2 separate regions of the Mus musculus genome follow, and region 2 is linked to region 1. Evidence: chromatin loops called from intact Hi-C (ENCODE). Cell type or tissue: left cerebral cortex. All regions are shown on one strand. Each heading gives the region's core, and the rest is flanking DNA. Links, peaks and the distances in the headings are about the cores only.

Region 1 (9,508 bases), core at 1,014-9,013:
CCCATCTGCGGGTTCCTAAAATGAATTATTTCATGCCTTTGAGAATCAGAGAGTTTTGTATGATACTTAAACCACTCAGAGCCAGATGTGGTGGTGCATGCCTTTGATCCCAGCACTCTGGAGGCAGAGGCACGCAGGTCTCTATAAGTTGACAGTCAGCCTGGGTTACATAGTAAGCCCAGAACAGCCAGGGCTAAAAGAAGAGCTGCTATGCCTCCTCCCAAAACAAAAACTAACTAAAGAAAGAAACAAACAAACTAACTAATTCAGCTATTCAATCCTTCAGATTTCTTGCTTTCCTGCTCATCCTGTGAAGTTAACAGAGCCAAGAACTCCAACATCTGTAGCATGGAAATGTGAGACACCTATAAACATAGCTGGAAAATACACCAGGAAACAGCATCAAACCAAAGAAGCGAACTCAGTAACATTTTAAAGCACAATAGAGCCTGACCTAGACCTATTTATTCCAGGAATGAGGGGACAAATAAGCCCAGAAAGATCATAAGTCAATTCATGGATACACTCAAGAGAAACTGTTGATGCTTCAACTAGATACAGGAAAGCAGTGGTAAAACTGTATCCGTTCTCCGTGAGTACCTGCTCGTTTGGCAATGAGTGCAGGGCTGGGGTGACAACAGAGAGCTGCAGACACCACAGGGCCAATGGCAGACGTAGAGAAACAGGACAGTGAGGCAAGCCCAGGAGGACCAAGTCCACAGGAAATATTGCTTTGTGTCCTGGGACTCAGCAACTCCCAGGGAAAACAGACAGGGGTGCTGTGCCCACTTTCTTCCAGCCTTAGGCACCCCAAGGCCACCGCTGCCAGAGGCCTAGAAGCACCGGTGAAAAGATAAAGAGGCTTGAACAAAGCCTTGGGCCAGCAGACAAGTAGGCAGCACAGCTGAGGGCCACCAGGATGGAGCAAGCTCATCAGGCTTCCTTAAACTCTAGACTTTTCACCCTCCAGCTACATTTCACACCATCCCTGCAGACTACAGACTCTATGGTCTCCTCTGGGGCTAATGATGCTTCCGTCCCTGCCCAGCCCTCAATGCCCACGGTCCTATCAGCGGTAAGGCCTCTTTGCTGTGCCATCAAAACACATCAAATCACCTCTCTCTCATCCAGAATCCAAGCTCCATGCCTGTGCTCCCTGGCTGGCCCTGTCATGGCCAGCACTGTCCTTGACCCTCCCACGTGAAGCATCCAATGATGGCCTGACAGCCCCAGGCATTGTTATCCCTTCCAAGACCCTAGGACAATAGCCTGTCATGCTGGTCTCTAGTGCTCCCAAAAGCCCAACCTCCCACACAGATGGCTTCCCCACCCAGGCCTGCCCTGTCTTCCTTAAATGTTCCCACTCACCTAGTTCTTTCTCACTCTTCTTCAGTGGGGTCCTTACACCCACAGGACATCTCTGACGCCTCTTCTGGCTACCCTGACAAAGGCACAAACATCACCCCACACTGGTAGTCAGCTCGCTAAGCCCAAGTGTGCCACACATCCCTGGGGAGACCGGGGCAGGCTGTGTAGCCCCCTGGTGGTTAGTAGAATGATGTGTGTCAATGAGCTAGAACTGAGGTGCCAATGTAGGGCCCCTTCCTGTCCTAGGACCCTGTCAACCTGTTCCCCAGCAAAAAGTAGGTGGCACAGCAGAGTGACGCAGGATGGGTATTAGCAGAGGAAACAGTCACCGGAGCTGAGCATCGTTTTACGTCTGCATGATACCAGAATCATCCTTCCTGATGCACTCCTGCTGTGGGCTACTCCTCTACGTTCATCTTTAGTCCTTTCTGCCATGTAACTTAGTCTGTATATTACTCACTGTGGAGGTGCTCAACCTTCCTAATGTTGCGACCCTTTAATGCTGTTCTTCGTGTTGTGCTGAGCCCCAGCCATAAAATGTATTTCGCTGATACTTCATAAGTATAATTTTGCTACTGCTATGAATTATAATGTAAATATCTGACATGCAGGCTATCTGAGAGGCAACCCCTTGAAAGGGTCGTTTAACCCCAAGGGGTCTTGACCCACAGGTTAAGAACCAATGATTTTCTGGCACCCAGATGAGCTCTGTGAGGATAAGAACTGTTGCCTGCTTAGTTCTCTGCAAACCACAGTGCCAGCGCATAGCAGGTGCTTAATAAATGTGCATTGTCTGTCCTACATCTTCAGCCCATTAATGTTGGCTCCTCATCTCCACTCTTCCAAATCAATGGTCTGCACTGGGTCTGGTCTAGACAGGTCTGTGTACTGCTCCTGAATCCCACTGCCCACTATGGCTCAAAACAGCTAGAAAGGTGCAGTGGTGGCTCAGGCCCAGGGTTAATTTTAGGGAGATTCTCAGCCTTCCCCTCACTAGGCACTCTTCTCTTTAAACACATGACATTTGAGAATGCACAGGCACAGCCTTGCCCCCACACCTGCCTCCTCTTAACGGCTCTCACTTAAGCCTCCCATATATAAACACGTCCTCTCTCCCGCCCACACATCGCACATACAAGCGCACACCTCCCACATGATCAACCACTCCATCACAGACCGCCCCCACTCCAAGCACTTATGGAGTAAACAGTGGTTCTGAGCCCAAGGATAGGGGAAATTCCAAGATCGCCACTGCTTTTTACAAGTCTGCTCTGTCCAGGACAGCCCTTTGCTTTCTCTTCTGCCGCACCCGGACCCTGCTGCGAAACACCCCACCCCACCCCCACCCCCTGCAGGTTTTCAAGTGGCGCTTTACAGCGGAGCCGCTGGTGTCAGCAGAGGCTAGGAAGGCAGCAGCTGCACCTTGGGCGAGGCCCAAGTGGCGGCAGGTGTCCGGGCAGGGACAGGAGAGAGAGTTGCCCTGGTTGTCCTGGGGGCGAGCACCCTCCTGGCCGCGCTTCCCAAGCTCTGGGGCACAGAAACCTTAACCTTGCGGTCCTGCTGTGGTCAAGACACTGCCCTGGAGTGCTCCTAACCCGCAGTCCCGCACTGCCACAACCCTACCTGGGGCTCCAGAAACATCCTGGCTACAGCTCCCGCTACCGGACCCGCAGGCGGTGTAGAAGCCCGACTACCCTCCGGGGCTGAGCCAGTGCCGCCCAAGCCCGGGGACTTCCCTCCCGTGACCCAGCCACCTCCCGCCCGGGGCGGGGCTGGCGAGCCTCGTGAACAAGACCCTGGGAGGAGCACTAGCAAGGGACAGGGCGAGGCACAGTGAGGCGTGAGCACCCGCAGGGTTTGTGGTGCTAGGTTTGGGAATGGCGTAAGGGTCAAGGCTCTGGGCTCTGGGCGGGGTGGGTCGTCTTGCTGGTGAAGTCCAGGAAGGAGAGGGGAGGGGAGGGGAGGGGAGGGCCAGGAAGGGTCCCAGACTCCTCCTTGGAGACTGAACGCTACAGAGCTACCGCAGGTGCCCAAGCAGCGCTTAGTTCAGATGCTTCCCCTGCCGGGCGGGCGCTCGCTCCACACAGCTGTAGTCTGAAGTGTCTTGAATCCTCAGTCCTTCTATCATCCCCAGAACGCCAGGGATACAGCAGCTGCTGTCGTGGAAGGGCTAATCCGAGTAAGGGATATGCCTGGTGCCTGTCTCTGAGGATCTATCTCACCTCACCCCCACCCCCACCCCACTCCCTGCACTAGGAAAGAATCCTGTCAGGTGCCTCCCACCGCAGCTCCAGCTCTTAGAGTTTAGATGGCAGCGGTGGGCTGAAATGAAGAATGCCCTCTCTGGGGATCTGAAACTAAGGAAGCAGATAGAGGCTGGGAGGGCAGAGAGAGCTGGGCCAGGTTCTAGGAGTCAAAGCTGCTCTCAGCTGGAACCATAGACCATAGACGGGGCAGAGGATGCCCAGGGGGGATTAAACAATCCTATGAGAGCACACAAGCAAGCCATGGTCCCTAATGGAGACTGATGACCCGGACTTTACCCCACCCTGTCTGATCTCTGCCCAGCGGCCTGAGGGAGCACACTTCTCTCCTGCCATCTCCCTTCCCCTCTTTCTCCATCAGCTCTCTTAGCACAAAGATCCATCAGCAGACAGACTCTTGGGTAGTTAGTTCAGTCTTGTGGAACTCTGAATGTTGGGCTCATTCCCTTGTCTCCTAGGAGGACCCAGGCCCTCTGGGCTCTGCCTCCCCTGACGTCTCTACCAGCTCGCACTGTCGCTGGACCCCACCTTTCTTCTCAGGGGTCTCAGAGCCCATAGTATTTATTCCCTCCTGGAACAGCTCCACAGATGGCGGGGAGGAGGGTGCATCAGCTTTCACACAGGGCCCCCCTCTTCCAGCCCTGCATCTTGTTCCAGGGGATGCAAAGCTCACAGTGACCTCTGCTGGCGAATCTTGTCAAGACCCACCTAGACCCTCGGGTGCTGGGCCCTTGCTAGGCTCAGGTCATTCCTTCAGACTGCTCTTCTAATACCAAGAGAAACAAAACTGGAGTTCTACTTCTAGGAAGTTACCTGTCCCTGCCTTCTTTAGCCCTGTTCCTTGACCCTCTAGGACACCTGGGTCCTAAGAGGGTGATGGCATTTCTCCCACATGCACAGTTAACAAGCCAGTTGCCACCTGCTCCAGAGCAAGCTTTCCCCAGGGAGCCTATCTAGTCCCATCTCTGGCAGACATGGATGAAGCTGTCTGTCACAAGTCTGACCTCAGCATGCATATATGCATCAATCCACATCTTTCCCAGCGTCCAGGGACCTAGGGAAGCTGGCAGGCTAAAGGCTGACTCCTGTCAGATGTCCTGCTTAAAGCTATCTCGCAGCAAGGGCTTGTGGTGCCCGACCCAAGACACCATTGGAAAGTGGAGATGTGATGCGGTCTGTAAACAGCTGCTGGGGTTACTGGAAAGGCAAGACACATGGGAGGACATGCTTCCCTCCTTACTCCAGACAGCGGGGGCTGTCCTTAACAGTCCTTGTCTATAAGAGACTACCCTGAGAGTGATTGAAAAAAGAGGCAGAGAAGCCTGGCTCTGTGATGAAAGTGACAGGGCCATCCTCATAAGCACAGGACAAAATTGTAAGCTATAGCATTTTGTCTGCTTCCGCGGGTGGATGGACTCCATTGGGGCCCAAGTAAGGTCTGGGCACTTTGGTCTTAAATTGCAGTGCTTCAGTAAAGATCACAGTGAAAAGCGGAGTCCCGGGGCCTCGGGGTTCTGTTGCTCTCTCTCTGTGAGGACCTCAGCTCCTCTAACCTGGCTTAGCATGGAGTGCTTCCCCAGGTGTGGGGTCACACCCCCTTAGGAGTCTGTCTATATGTCATCTTCTCAATGACATCTTTAAGAGGTCACCTTCCATCGTGGCCTATCTCCCTCACCACAGGTTCCCTCCTTGGGTTACTCAATCCAGCCTTATCTTTCCACCTCCTTATTGGTCTGCTTTAAAAAGAATCTGAGCACCATGAGAGGAAGATCTTTATCTGCTCACTGTTCAGTCAGTAACTGTAACTTGCCTGTGCATAGGGGCATGGTGGAATCCATCTATGGAACATATACACGAATATACTTGCCTGTTTGCAGATACAGATGTGGCTATGGAGTTAGATGTGAATACTAGTGTGGATATGCTGATCCTGATATATGGATACGAACAGAAATTGAGAAAGATAGGACAATGAAATATGGATAAAGATATAGGTTTTCATGTATAAAGATAGAATTTATGGGCAAAACATAGACATGGATAGAGAGATAAATATAGATATGGTATATAGATGTGGATTCAGGTATAGACAGCCAACACAGGGCTCAAGCCTATAATATATATAAGAACTTAACAAGCCAAAAGAGTCAAAGACCCGTTTGTATAATGAACAAAGTTATGGAGAGGTACTTCATGGTATAGCAGCATGTTTAAGTCATTGGAGTTTATCAGTCATCAGCCAGAGAGACGCTAAAATCACACTGTGAAAATCCCTACACACCCAGACTGGCAAAAATGAAAAAGCAGAAAATGCCAAGTGCTGGCAAGAAAGTGGCAAAACTGTCCGTTGCTAGTGGCCACATGGCCAGGGCAGTCATGTGAGAGCAAGCTCCAACTGTCTTCTGGGAGCTGAGCACACACAGATCTAAAAGCTCCACCTGGAGTATACAGACTTGGCAGAAACGCTCACAGACTCATACCTAGAGATACATGAGCACTGTCTCCGATGGCTTCTAACTAAAAACAACCCAAGCATCCCCCACAGAGGATGTTTCAAGACAGGCACAAACCAGAGCTCTGCATAACCATCTGGTCATCACCTCAGAAGGTTGCTAAGGGAAACCTATACACCAAGGAAGAAGGGTGGTTTTGATCATAAGGCACAGAAAGCATAAGACACATACACCACAAACCAAGAGATACAGGGTGTAAAACCATAAGTGAATAGAAGCTTAAAACAAACATTGTGCAGTTATTGACAATCAATAAAGTAGACTTCAAATCAAAATTGATCAGAAGAAATAAAAAAAGGTAAAAGGTCACTGCCTAATAATAAATGGAATAACTCATCAAGAAAATACAACAATAGTAAATACATATATTCCAAACCAGGCTCTCAGTTTTATAAACCACTAGTGGACATAAAAATTAGATACACTCTGACACAACACTAGTGGGAGGTTTCAGTACTTCGTCCTACTAATCTCTAGATAGGTGTCCCCCACTTGAACAGATGCATCCATATATATTCAAAAAGAGAGGGAGGGAGACCAGATTAATAAAGTTGAACATTAAAAAAAATGGAGACTACAACAGATCCCAATGAAACCCAGAGAATAATTAGGGAATATTTTGAAAATCTATTTTTTTAAACTAAAAGAGATAGATGTATTCCTACATGCACATGATCTACTTCTTAAATCAAGAGGGGGTAAAACAACTTGGACAGATCCATGCTCAGCAACCACGGTGAAGCAATAATAAAGGCACCCGGCAAGCAAACCCGGGGAGAAAGAGAGACAGAGACAGAGACACAGAGACACACAGAGAGAAAGAGACAGAGACAGAGACAGAGACACAGAGACACACAGAGAGAAAGAGACAGAGACAGAGACAGAGACAGAGAGACACACAGAGAGACAGAGACAGAGAGACACACAGAGAGACAGAGACAGAGACAGAGACACAGAGACACACAGAGAGACAGAGACAGAGACAGAGAGACACACAGAGAGACAGAGACAGAGACAGAGAGACACACAGACAGAGTCAACATGAGTATTTCTCAAACTGTTTCATAAAACAGAAAAGGAAGGAATTTATCAAACTCAGTGTGTGAAGCCAGCTTTCCCCTAACACCAAAACCAGGTAAGTACATAATAGTTAGAGAGAGAGAGAGAGAGAGAGAGAGAGGGAGAGAGAGAGAGAGAAAGAGAGAAAAGAAAACAGTCACGATGAACATAGGTACAAAAGGTATTCATTAAATTCTTGCAAACTGAATCCAGGAACACATTGGTAAGACCATCATGATGGGCTTCATTCAGAGAAGCAAGGCTGGTTTGACATACATGAATCAGTAAGAGCAAGACTGAGCTCTTCATTGAATACATATAAGGACAGAAGCCACATCATCACCTCAATGTAGAAAAGGCCTTCAGTGAAGTTCAACATCAATAATAATAATAATAATAATAATAATAATAATAATAATAATAACAAAAGGAAGCCTGAAGAAATGTGGAATAGAACATACCTAAACACAGTAAAGGCTACAGGTGACATAATAAACAGGGAGAAACTAAAAGCATTTCTTCTAAACTCTGGAATGAGTCAAGGCTGCCTGCTTTCTCCACACTTATTTAATATAATACAATATATTGTTAAAAATCGAAAGCAACAAAACAAAAGAAGAGAGATATCAGTAGGAAAGGAAGAATTGAAATTATCCCTGTTTATAGACAGCTTGATCCTGCATGGAAGGGACCCTGAAGACTCCAGTGGAAAACTCCTGGAACTGCAAACAGCAAATCAACAGCACACAAATGCAACCCGCCAAAGCCGGTAGCCTCTCCACCTGCCAATAGCAAACTTGTTGAGAAAGAAATTAGGGGGAACCCCATTAACAAGAGTTTCAAAGTGAAAACAAAAACAAACAAACAAAAAACTATCTAGGAATAAATCTAACCAAGGAGGTGAAGACATCTACAGTGAAACTGTAAGACACTAGAGTAAGAGGCTGGAGATGGGGCTGGAGAGATGGCCGTATTACTAAAAGCAATCTACACAGCCAATATATCCCCATCGAAATTGCAATTATACTTTTCCCAGTGTTAAAAAATCCCCAAATTCATATTTCCATACAGAAGACCTCCAAAGAGACAAATCAATCCTCAGCAAAAAGAGGGACACTGTAGGCATCACAGTACCTGTACTGGCTAGTTTTGTGTCAACTTGACACAAGCTGGAGTTATCACAGAGAAAGGAGTTTCAGTTGAGGAAATGCCTCCACGAGATCCAGCTGTAAGGCATTTCCTCAATTAGTGATCAAGTGGGGAGGTCCTCTTGTGGGTGGTGCCATCTCTGGGCCGGTAGTCTTGGGTTCTATAAGAGAGCAGGCTGAGCAAGCCAGGGGAAGCAAGCCAGTAAAGAACATCCCTCCATGGCCTCTGCATCAGCTCCTGCTTCCTGACCTGCTTGAGTTCCAGTCCTGACTTCCTTTGGTGATCGACAGCAATGTGGGAAGTGTAAGCTGAATAAACCCTTTCCTCCCCTAACTTATTTCTTGGTCATAATGTTTGTGCATTATGTGCATTATAGAAACCCTGACAAAGACATTACCTGATCTCAAACTGCACCACAGAGCCATGGTCACAAAAAATGGTGTTATCCTGTCACAAAGCCAGATGTAGGCAGACCAACAGAATGGAGTGTAAAACCCAGAAATAAACACGTAGCAACAGCCCCCCTATTTGGACAAAGGTACCACGCAAGGTTGAAAATATAATGTCTCTGACAATGCTGCAGGGAGAGTGGGGTCTCCACATGCAGAGGAGTGACACTTCAACCTCACCCCTCAGCCCGCACAAAAACCGTCATAAACAGATCCTGCGCCTTATCACAAGACTGAAACTCTGAACCGGAAAAGGGAAAATAGAGGTGCAACATTTCATCATGTAGCCAAGGAGCTTTTGAAATAAAGTCTCTAATGCTACAGGAAGTAACCCCAAGAATCAACAAATGAAATTGCACACAATTAAAAAGCTTTCATCAGGAAAAATAACAATTACCAGAGTGAAAGGACCAGGTTACAGAAAGGGGTAGAATACTTCTCAACTATACATCAGACAAGAGCTTGGTTGATATACAGAATATATACAGAATTGTAATACCTAAACTCCAGACAACATCTCAAATTAGCCCATCAATAAATGGGCTATTGAGCTCAATCGACAGCTCTCAAAAACAGAATACAGGGACTGGGGAGCTGCCTGCCTGCAAGTGTGAGGTCCAGTACCCATGTAAGAGCCAGGTTACACACACCTGTAATCTCAGTACTGTTGTGGCAGAGGCAAGTAGATCCCTGAAGTGCATTGCCA
Region 2 (9,508 bases), core at 791-8,790, 54 kb after region 1:
AGTGGGTCTCCCTGATGGAGAGGTGAGTGCCAGATGGGAGTGGGCAGGGAGTGAGTGGGAGGTGAGACAGCGGAGTAAGCAGGCAGAGAACGCATCTTCAAGTCAGCCTGCATGGGGATGAGGGTGGACAGGAGCTGGGGAACTTAAGCACAGAAGAGCCCTGCGCAAATCCCTTCACCTCTGAGGACCACCATCTCTCACCTGGGGAACTGAAAGCACCCCATATTCCCAATGCTGGACCCTGGTGTTGGGAGAGCTCCCACTGGTGTATGTCTGTGTGTGTTTCTGTGTGTGTGTACGTGTGCGTGCGTGCGTGTGTGTGTGTGTGTGTGTGTGTGTGTGTGTGTGTGTAGCACCTGCCCCAGGCTATTTTACTCAGAGTCAGTGCAAGTCCCACAGGCCCAATTTCAGGCCTCCCTTCCAGGAGTTAGCTAGTGCTCTGCTCCTTGACTTCACAGGCAACTCAAGAGGGACAGACCAGCTTCCCAGGCCCTGCCAGCTGCCCTGGACATCACTGGCCAAAGCCTAGCCCCAAGCCAAAGTGGTCCTCAAAGTAGTGAGGGTGACTACATCTTAAGTGACCTATTTCACATCCCAGAACCAACCAAGGATCCCCGAGGAAGTTTCTGTGTCAATTTAATGATGAGAGAGACGCTTCTCAGGGCACGGGCACGGGAAGGGTAATCCTAAATCACGCTCAATTGCACCTGGATGGCCAAAGGTGGTTCTTCAGAGATACGCATAGCCATCTGGGTCTCCCTGTGCAGCATCTCTCCTTGTCATCCTTAGGTAGGGTTAGTCATGGATAACATTTACACCTAACTCCCTCAACTGACAGGTAACAATCTATGGTGTCTAAGTCCGCCACTTGCCAGCTCTCCCAGAACACAAGGCCCTTTCCAGCTCTGAGCCGCAACATCCTGGCCCTTTGGACTCTGCCTGCCCCACATGTTCTAATCACATCACAGCCCTGCTGGTTCCAGCCACCTTTCCCAAATTATGTCCCAGGATTGCTGTATGGAACCCTTCTGGTGACTCCAACCCAACAACATTGTACTGGTGGGCTCATAACAGTTTGTCCACACTGAACTGGGAAATCCCTTGTGGCTAACCCTCACATGTATCAACAGCCCCAATCTACAGACCAGAAAGATGTGAGAAAGGCACATCACCAGAAAGAGAGCTATGTGTCTACCCGAGACCCCCCAAAGGGCCGGGGTACCAGAGGGTATCAGGGCCATTCCCCCACCTCAAGCCCCACAGTACCCCTGCCTCCTCCCTCCACTTCCTTGCTAAGTGCACACTCCCAAGCAGGAGGGAAGTGGGCAAGCTGGAGAGCAAAGAAACCTGGGAGGCAGCCTGGAGTGGGCGGAAATCACACAAGGCAGATTCTGGAAGCTCTGAGAGAAAAACAGCCAGAGCAGACCATAGCTGGAGCAGATGGCCTCAGAAGGAAAAGCGGGAAGGAGGGAGGGAGGAATCCCTTCAGAGAGCAGAAGGTAGGGACCTGGCAGAGTCCAGCGATGCCTTGACCAGGTCTCTCTCCACAGCAGGGCCTCACCTATGGCATAGGGCCATGTGGACATGGACATCCCAGTCTTCTGAGACCCCTCCATAGCAGGGAGGGGCTCAACGACCCCGGCCTTGGCATGGCATCTTTTCTCTCGACCTATTTTGCATTGTAGCTTCTGGGAGACAGCAGTTCTAAGACAGTTCCAAGGCCCTGTCAGCTGCCCTGGACAACACTGGCCAAAACCCTAAGCCAGAGTAGAGTGGTCCTCACAGTGGGGGGTGGGGGCTTTATGCAGGTGCCGCTTACTCCCTCAGCAAGGCCTCTGTAGGGCCCAGCGTTTCCCCCTTCTCTTCTGACTCTCTTCCTCCCTCTCCTCTCCTTCCTCCTCTGTCTGCAGTTGCTAAGTTACACCAAAACCCGATCTGTTCTGTATGAACGGTTCCATTGCCACGGCTTGCCAGGTAAAAGGCAGCATCCACTGGTAACAGGAAAGCACATCTCAGAAACAAACAGACAGACAGACACAGACAGACAGACAAACTCCTGGATGGTTTTCAGACCAGGCCTCTGGCACCACTGTCTGGGAACATCTGAGTGGGCTTCCAAATCCCAGGGGATATGAACAAGAGAACACAGTTTCCACACCTTATCATAGAATCTGGGTATTCGCTTCTCAGAAGCAGAGGCTATGGGCCCAGGAAAATACACACACACACACACACACACACACACACACACTCTCTCTCTCTCTCTCTCTCTCTCTCTCTCTCTCTCTCTCTCTCTCTCTTCAAGCTGACAACCACCCAAATGGTTGCTGGGCCACTACAACCCACAGCCATAGAAGTGGGGTGGGGGAAGGCTGGCCAGGCATGGAACCCACTCTTCTGTCCTCAGGCCACAACTTGGAGTCCCTGATGTCCTCCTACTCTGGGGCTTCTTCCTGGGCTGAGGTAAAGTAGTATAGAGGAAGCCAAACATGGAAACACCCATGTCTCAGAGGGGTCTGCAGCCTGCCCATGGCTCACAAGTCAAAAAATGTGGTCTCCCAACTCTCTACCAGGCTATGGGGGGCTGCTTTGCTCTGGAGAGCCCAAGCCCAGCAGGGAGGTTCTTGCCCACCGAGTCTGGGATGGACAAGACCAAATCAAGAAGAAAATGGGAGAGCCCTGGGAGGTGAAGGCCCGCCCCTGGGTGCCAATCTAAACCTGGGGCAGGAGGCCATCTGAGCCTCTCCCTTGTCCCACAGAGGGATACAGCTAATAAAAGCAGGGGGTGGGGACAGAAATGGGGGTTCGGTGTCCTGAGGAGGGAAAGAGGGAACCTGATCACCTGTCTCAACCCCCAGGCAGCTTCCAAGAGGCAGGTTCTGTCAATATCCACTAGCTGCATCTCTCAGAGGTAGCTAGAGATGGAGACATCAGGGACCCATCACACAGTCTCTCCCCAATCAGCAGGCCGCAGAATGGACTGGGACGGACACACACACACACACACACACACACACACACACACACACACACACACCACGCTTATTCTGACCAGAATCAGCCAGCTGTACCTGTCAAAGTGTACGCTCCCAAACGGTCCTTCAAATGACCCTAGCCCTAGCCCACGGGACAGAGGGACACACCTCACCATGTCCCCTGGCTCTCTACCCTCAAATGCAGTGCTTACATCCCAATTCCTTGCCAAGAGCAAATGCGTGAGATGCCACCCTAGACCCAGAACGCAGAAGAGCAAATGGAAACTTCCAACTGCGCAGCCCTGAGCTCCTCGGATCCCCGGCCCCCTCCCCCACGCCAGGCCTTGGGCAGTGGACTTGCCAGTGGTGCCCACGCCTGCTACCCGGTGCGCTCCCACCATGCTCGTCCCGGCCGCCCCGCGCGCGGCAGGTGCAGGAGGCGCAGGGGTCCCGCCGTCCAGCCCAGGGCGGAGTTCCAGGAACTCCACGCGGGGCTCCCTGTCGCCCTACCCGGCGCCCGTCCCTGGATCCACGCCCGCCCGCGCTGACGACCCGAGGGGACGGCCCGCCGGAGGAGCCGAGGGGCGCGCGGGGCTGCCGCTGCCTACCTCGGTCAGCGCCAGCGTCGCTCCCGCGCCGCCCTCGCGCCGCAGCCCGGCCCCGAGCAGCGCGCGGCCGGCGCCGGCGGCTCATGCTCGGCGCCCCGGCCCGCGGCTCCCGCCCACCCGCGGCCGCCCCCGCGCTGCGCCAGCTGCGGGCAGAGCAGTTCCCTCCGCAGCCGGCGCCCGGGAGCACGAGCGCGGGGAGCGAGCAGGAGGGCGCGGGGCGAGCAGAGGAGGGTGCGGGGCGAAGGTGCCGCGGGAGAGGGCGGGCCAGGCTTTCTCTGAAAATGGATATGGCAGCCGACAGCCCCAAAGATGATGTGGCTGCCTCATTAAAACCCATTTGGCGACTCTAGGAGAGCTGCGAACATGTTTATCAGTGGTACCTGGCGGGGAAAGTGTTCCCTTCTCCCAGTCACCCTGCGGGCTTGGTAGGCTTTAGATTCCCTCTGGGCAGATGAGAAAACTGATGCTGGGAGGTGAAATGAACCTGCGTGATCTCAGAGCCAGTGAGTGACAGGTCAAGGCTCCAAAGTCACCTTGAGAGATTCTATGGCTCCCATTTGTCCAGAACCACGAGGAGCATTCTGGCTTCCAGTGGAACCTTCTGAGAAGATAGCCCCAGGATCCAGAATGTCCAGGGCAGGCAGCCAGATCCAAACAAGCAGGACGCAGCAAGCCCACAGGTTGCAGGGTGTGTACGGAAGATCACGAGGGGCCCTACGCGTCTCTTGAAGAGACCAAAGACCCTTTTCACTCATTCAGCGAGTTTCCGGAACACCTACTATATGCTAGATGTCATCATTGATCATACAACTATGGTGGCTTCTGCCTGATTGGAGTTGACATTGTCATAGCAAGTAGACAGAGGGGTGGGAGGAGGGAGTCCAAAAACCATTCAAACATCGGGTACCACTGATCCCCGGAGGAAAGAACAGTAGCAAAATCCAGAGATAGGAAATGTGGTTGTAGTCAAGTTGAAGGATCTATTTGGAGAGGTCCAGGGAGTCTTTTGATGAAAGGGCATTTTAACAAAGTCCTGTCAGAGTCAAACCATTCTGATTCGGAAGAGGCCAAATGCAAAGGTCCTGGGATCCAGGATCCCTTGGAAGGAGGCCAGAGTGGGTGTGGTGGAGAAGAGACCCCAGGACGTGCCAAGTGACAGAGCAGCTGACCTGGTCACCATTAACTCACTGAGTTTTTAACACAGAGAGCTGAGGAGCAGCTGGAGGGTTTTACACAATAATGTCATGACCTCACTTTTTAAAAAAATATATTTTGTGGAAAATGTCAGACAGGTACCATAAATGGAGATCAAGACTGAAGATAAAGCTCAGTGGGGAGAGTTAGCCTCATAGAAGTTAGCTCTCCGATGATGAGGAGGAGGAAGAGAAGGAAGAAGAAGAGGAGGAGAAAGAGTAGGAAAAGGAAGAGGAGGAAGAGGAGGAAGAGGAGGAGGAGGAGGAGGAGGAGGAGGAGGAGGAGGAGGAGGAGGAGGAGGAGGAGGAGAATTCAAGGCACAACATTCCAAACGGCCCACCTTCACTATGACTAATTTTAATTTATCTATATCTCTTCCTACCATTTCCTTCATTTTTTGTTCTTTTGATGTGAACTTTAAAACATTTTGTAAGTATAACATATAAACAAAAGTAAATGTGTGTCCAATAGACTTTTAAAAGAATACAGCAACTCGGTGACTACATTAATAGGTATTTGCCCCTGAATTTGCATTGTGAAAAGATTTTCCCCCTGTGGTTCTTTCTCCTTTTGTTTTTTGTGAAAAGATTTTCCCCCTGTGGTTCTTTCTCCTTTTGTTTTTTGCTTTAATAAAAGTTCAGCTTGGGCTGGTGAGATGGCTCAGTGGGTAAGAGCACCCGACTGCTCTTCCGAAGGTCCGGAGTTCAAATCCCAGCAACCACATGGTGGCTCACAACCATCCCTAATGAGATCTGACTCCCTCTTCTGGAGTGTCTGAAGACAGCTACAGTGTACTTACATATAATCAATAAATAAATCTTTAAAAAATAAAAAATAAAAAATAAATAAAAGTTCAGCTTGCGTTTGTTTTTTGTTTTTTCATACAATATATTTTTATCACGGTTTCCATCCCACAACCCTTTGCAGATCTCCCCACCACCACCACCCCATCCAACCTTCTTCATGTACATTCTCTTTCTAAAACAAAAAGGGGAGGGAAGCAAGCAAATAAAATAATGACAAAAAAATCCTCCCCCAAAAAGGAGCCAGCTGCTCCTGGGCATAAGGCCTGCCTTGGAGTGTGGGTGATTTGGCATTCCGCTGAAGAAAGCCGATTTTCCTGTTCCTAGTAGGTATCCATTGCAAACAGGATCTTGGTTAGGGGTGGGACTTTGCATACTTTCTCCTTTTTCATTGGTGGGCACTGGTGTTCATCCTGTGGGTGCTGCTCAAGTCTGAGTTCATGTGTGCATCCGTCCTGTTGTGTCTTGAAGACTGTTTCCTTGGCATCGTCCACCACTTCTGCCACCCCTTCTGCCTAGATCCTTGATCCTTGGCAGATGGGATGTGTTAAGAACAGCCCATTTATGCTCACAGTCATCTATAAGATGGAACACAGGGCCCCCAATAGAGAAGCTAGAGAAAGCACCCAAGGAACTGAAGGGGTCTGCAACCCTATAGGTGGAACAACAATATGAACTAAGCAGTACCCCCAGAGCTCATATCTCTAGCTGCATATGCAGCAGAAGATGGCCTAGTCAGCTATCACTGGGAACAGAGGCCCCTTGGCATTGTAAACTTTATATGCCCCAGTACAGGGAAATGCCAGGGCCAAGAAGCGGGAGTGGGTGGGTAGGGGAGCAGGGCAGAGGGAGGGTATAGGGAACTTTCGGGATAGCATTTGAAATGTATATAAAGAAAATATCAAATAAATAAATAAATAAATAAATCCCATTTAGGGTTGAGTGCTCCAAAGTCTCTCACTCTCTACATGTTATCTAGCTGTGGGTTTCTGTGTTAATTGTGGGATCTTTCTACACTGCTGTAGCTGATCTAGAACTCCTGAGCTCAAGCAGACCTTCACCTTATTCTCAGAGTAGTTGGCACTATGGGCACAGGCTCTATCTAGCCCAGGGTGATTGGAGACTTCCATCCCAACTGCCTCAGTGCCCAGGCGCTGAGATTAACAGGCCTGCTCCACCATGCTGGGCTTGTTCTTGCGTTATTTAGAGCTTAGGGTGTAGTCTATTTTTAGGAAATGCCCTGCATGCCCTTGCAAAGCATGAGTAATCCATACACACCAACAGGGTGGGGCTGGCTAAAGAAGTCTAAACCTTCTAAATTGTTAACTGGATTGGATCTTGTATTCTATTGGTTCCTGAAAAGGGGTTTCTAAAAATTTCTACTGTGGCCACAGACCAGAAACAACCCCCAAATTGTACAGAAGATGGATGGATAAAAGCATTCAGTGCAGCTGACAACAGAACACTTCCCAACAGTAAGAGAGGAGCTGGTATTGAGCACAGCTTGGCTGATTCTTGGCTGCATTACACAGAAGATGCTAAGCTCAGAATCATCCGCCCAACTCTTCTTATGTGATGTCCTAGAAAAGAGAAGACTGTAGAGAGGAAAACCAAGTGATGGTTGGTGCAGAGAAAAGCTTGACTAGTGAGCCAGAAACCTCTAGGGGTGACAAAATGGAGCTGCCTCTTCGTTGGTAGTGCTAATCACATGATCTCTCTCTCTCCCTCCCTCCCTCTCTCTCTCTCTCTCTCTCTCTCTCTCTCTCTCTCTCTCTCTCTCACTCACTCACTCACTCACTCACACACACACGCACACACATACACACACACAAAAGCACATTTTGCTCTGTATAAAGTTATTTTAAAACTATTTTTAATGATTATAAATTATAAACAGTCTTTCCAATGCGAACATCTGGCCATATCTTTCTTCAGATACTGTCTGTAGGTTTTAAATATATATTTTTAAAGGTTTATTTTTATGTTATGTGTATGATGAGTGTTTCTCTGAAAGTATGTCTGTGAACCATGTGCATGCAACGCCCAGCAAGGCCAGAAGAGGGCATCAGATTCTCCGGAACTGCAGTTACAGAACCTAGTGGAAGTGATTAGGCCATTTGGGGTGTTTCTCTCAAATACTGATGTATTCTCATGGGACTCTGGTTCATTCTCGGGAAAGGGTTGTTGATAAATTACTGAACCTTTCCCAGACTCTGACGTCATGTCTTGCTATATGATTTCTCTTGCTCACTGATGCTTTCTCCATGATGAATAGTTTGCGTGACCGAAGAGTAGCTTACTATAGGTCAGATCAATCAGTCCGGTCTCTAAAGAGTTAAATAACCCTCTGTTCTGTATGCACTGCCCAGCTTCAGGTATTTTGTTATAGAATGCTAAAAAACAAACAACAAGAAAACAAAACCTGTCCTAATAAACAGATTAGGGATGAAGGCAGCTCAGGCTAGGATAGTTAGGACTGAAGAAACAGAAAATGTTTACAACTGGGCTTGTGCTGCAAACATAGTCTCAAGTATTTGGGTCACAGAAAAGAAGGACCCAAGGATAGATAGGCAGAGTATCTATGCGATTTCATTTCATATCAAATTTAAATTGCATATTAATCTTTTTGCTCAAGCAGAGCATACAAGCCCAGGTCAATGGTAAAATTCTGAAACCGAAGACCCTATGCCGGGGCTTAAACTGGCCAGACACTTTCCCCAGTGTCCTCCCCTAGTGGAGCTGCCTGGTGAGACTTTCCCGAAGGTGTGTGTCTTGTCCATGGCTGAGATCTAGGTCAAGGGACTGGGAAGTAGTTCTGATCTCCCCCACATGAGTTCAAATGGGGTAGTTTTGAGTCAATGGGCAGTGTAGGCTGTGGAGATGAGAAATAGTCGCCAAGAAGCCTCCTTAGCATAACTACAGCCATCTTGGTCATAGCTGTCATTGTGCCAGGTGACACAGCATATATCACAAACACTATAAGACAAACTCTCTAAAACAGTGGCCAAGCACAGCCTGCTACTCGTTGTTTAGCTGACAACGGCAGGTAGCTTTGTGCGGACCCAGACATGGCCCACCTTTACCCTCTTCCCACGTGCTCCCAACTTGCAGGCTTCCTGTCTCCCTTTGTGTGATGTAGGGTTTCCCTCCTCTGCCACTGTGTGCAAGTCCCCACTAAGCTGCCCTGTAGACTCCTGGGTCCACTTACCTCTTCCTTCCTCTGCTCAGCGTTACAGCCACATGCAGATGATGTCCCCTGAGAATTTGTGTTCCTCTGAAGATCTCTAATGTAGACCTGCCACCATGACTGTCATTCTGACCAGCTGCCCATAAACTGTGGTTCCATAAGCATCTATGGTTCTCAGGGTCTCTGGTCCCATGGCCAGTTGATCTCCTATTTCCACTTAACCTCTCTCTTCTGACTTCTCCAGCCTCCTGCCCAGCTACGTGTTACAGTTTTACCCATACCTCTACCCTACATCTCATTCCTCCCTCTCCAGTGACAGATGAACCCTGCCCCACCTTCTCCACATGGTCTCTCATCTGTCTGAGGGTTGTTGAGATCACATGGTTCTGTGGTCACACTAAACCCACTGGAAATTCACCAGCACCCCTCAGCCACCTCCCCTGCAATCCCCCTTCTCCTGTTTTTATATTGTGAACTATGTCCTACATTCAGAAGAATGTGTGAATGTCTGTTTACAGCCTGAAGATGATCAGAATGAGAACGCCCACAAAAGCCACGAAGTAGGACAGTGCTGCTTCGGAGAACTCTCTCGGGTCCCTTGGCGGGGACTCGCCCCCAGACCTCCTCCCTCGAGTGAGCCTTGGGAATCATTCTCCTGTCGCTGTATGAACTTCCACTCCAGTGAGTATGGTGGGTTTTTTTCACTTGGTAAATAGGGTCATAACTCTGCATCACATTTGT

The links. A loop is a pair of places that touch in the nucleus more often than their neighbours do. Peaks named below come from ENCODE experiments on the same cell type or tissue, not always from the same donor. Only the 100,000 strongest peaks of a DNase experiment are listed, where the experiment ranks them.
Region 2: it touches region 1 in a loop (4-fold over the local background); 5 of 42 quality-filtered maps call a loop at or near these places.

What each region holds. Positions count from the first base shown.
Region 1 is chr6:118,059,946-118,069,453 of GRCm38, reverse strand. It overlaps Rasgef1a (RasGEF domain family, member 1A), which reads right to left and starts at 3,069. Exons shown (of 13, transcript NM_027526.1): 1 at 2,992-3,069. The coding sequence starts at 3,009. In left cerebral cortex, for the core only: CTCF peaks have their summits at 1,537 (motif pointing left) and 4,322 (motif pointing left); DNase peaks (open chromatin) are centred at 2,479, 2,985, 3,543, 4,275 and 1 more place; H3K4me3 peaks cover 1,286 bases; H3K27ac peaks cover 2,701 bases.
Region 2 is chr6:118,005,639-118,015,146 of GRCm38, reverse strand. Gm38884 (a long non-coding RNA gene) reads right to left here. Exons shown (of 5, transcript XR_003956500.1): 5 at 6,496-7,160. It also overlaps a transcript of Rasgef1a not described here. Among named protein-coding and RNA genes, the nearest start is that of Gm38884, 26 kb to the right of the region's middle. In left cerebral cortex, for the core only: a CTCF peak has its summit at 7,624 (motif pointing right); DNase peaks (open chromatin) are centred at 3,889, 6,008, 7,122, 7,639 and 5 more places; H3K4me3 peaks cover 3,651 bases; H3K27ac peaks cover 4,509 bases.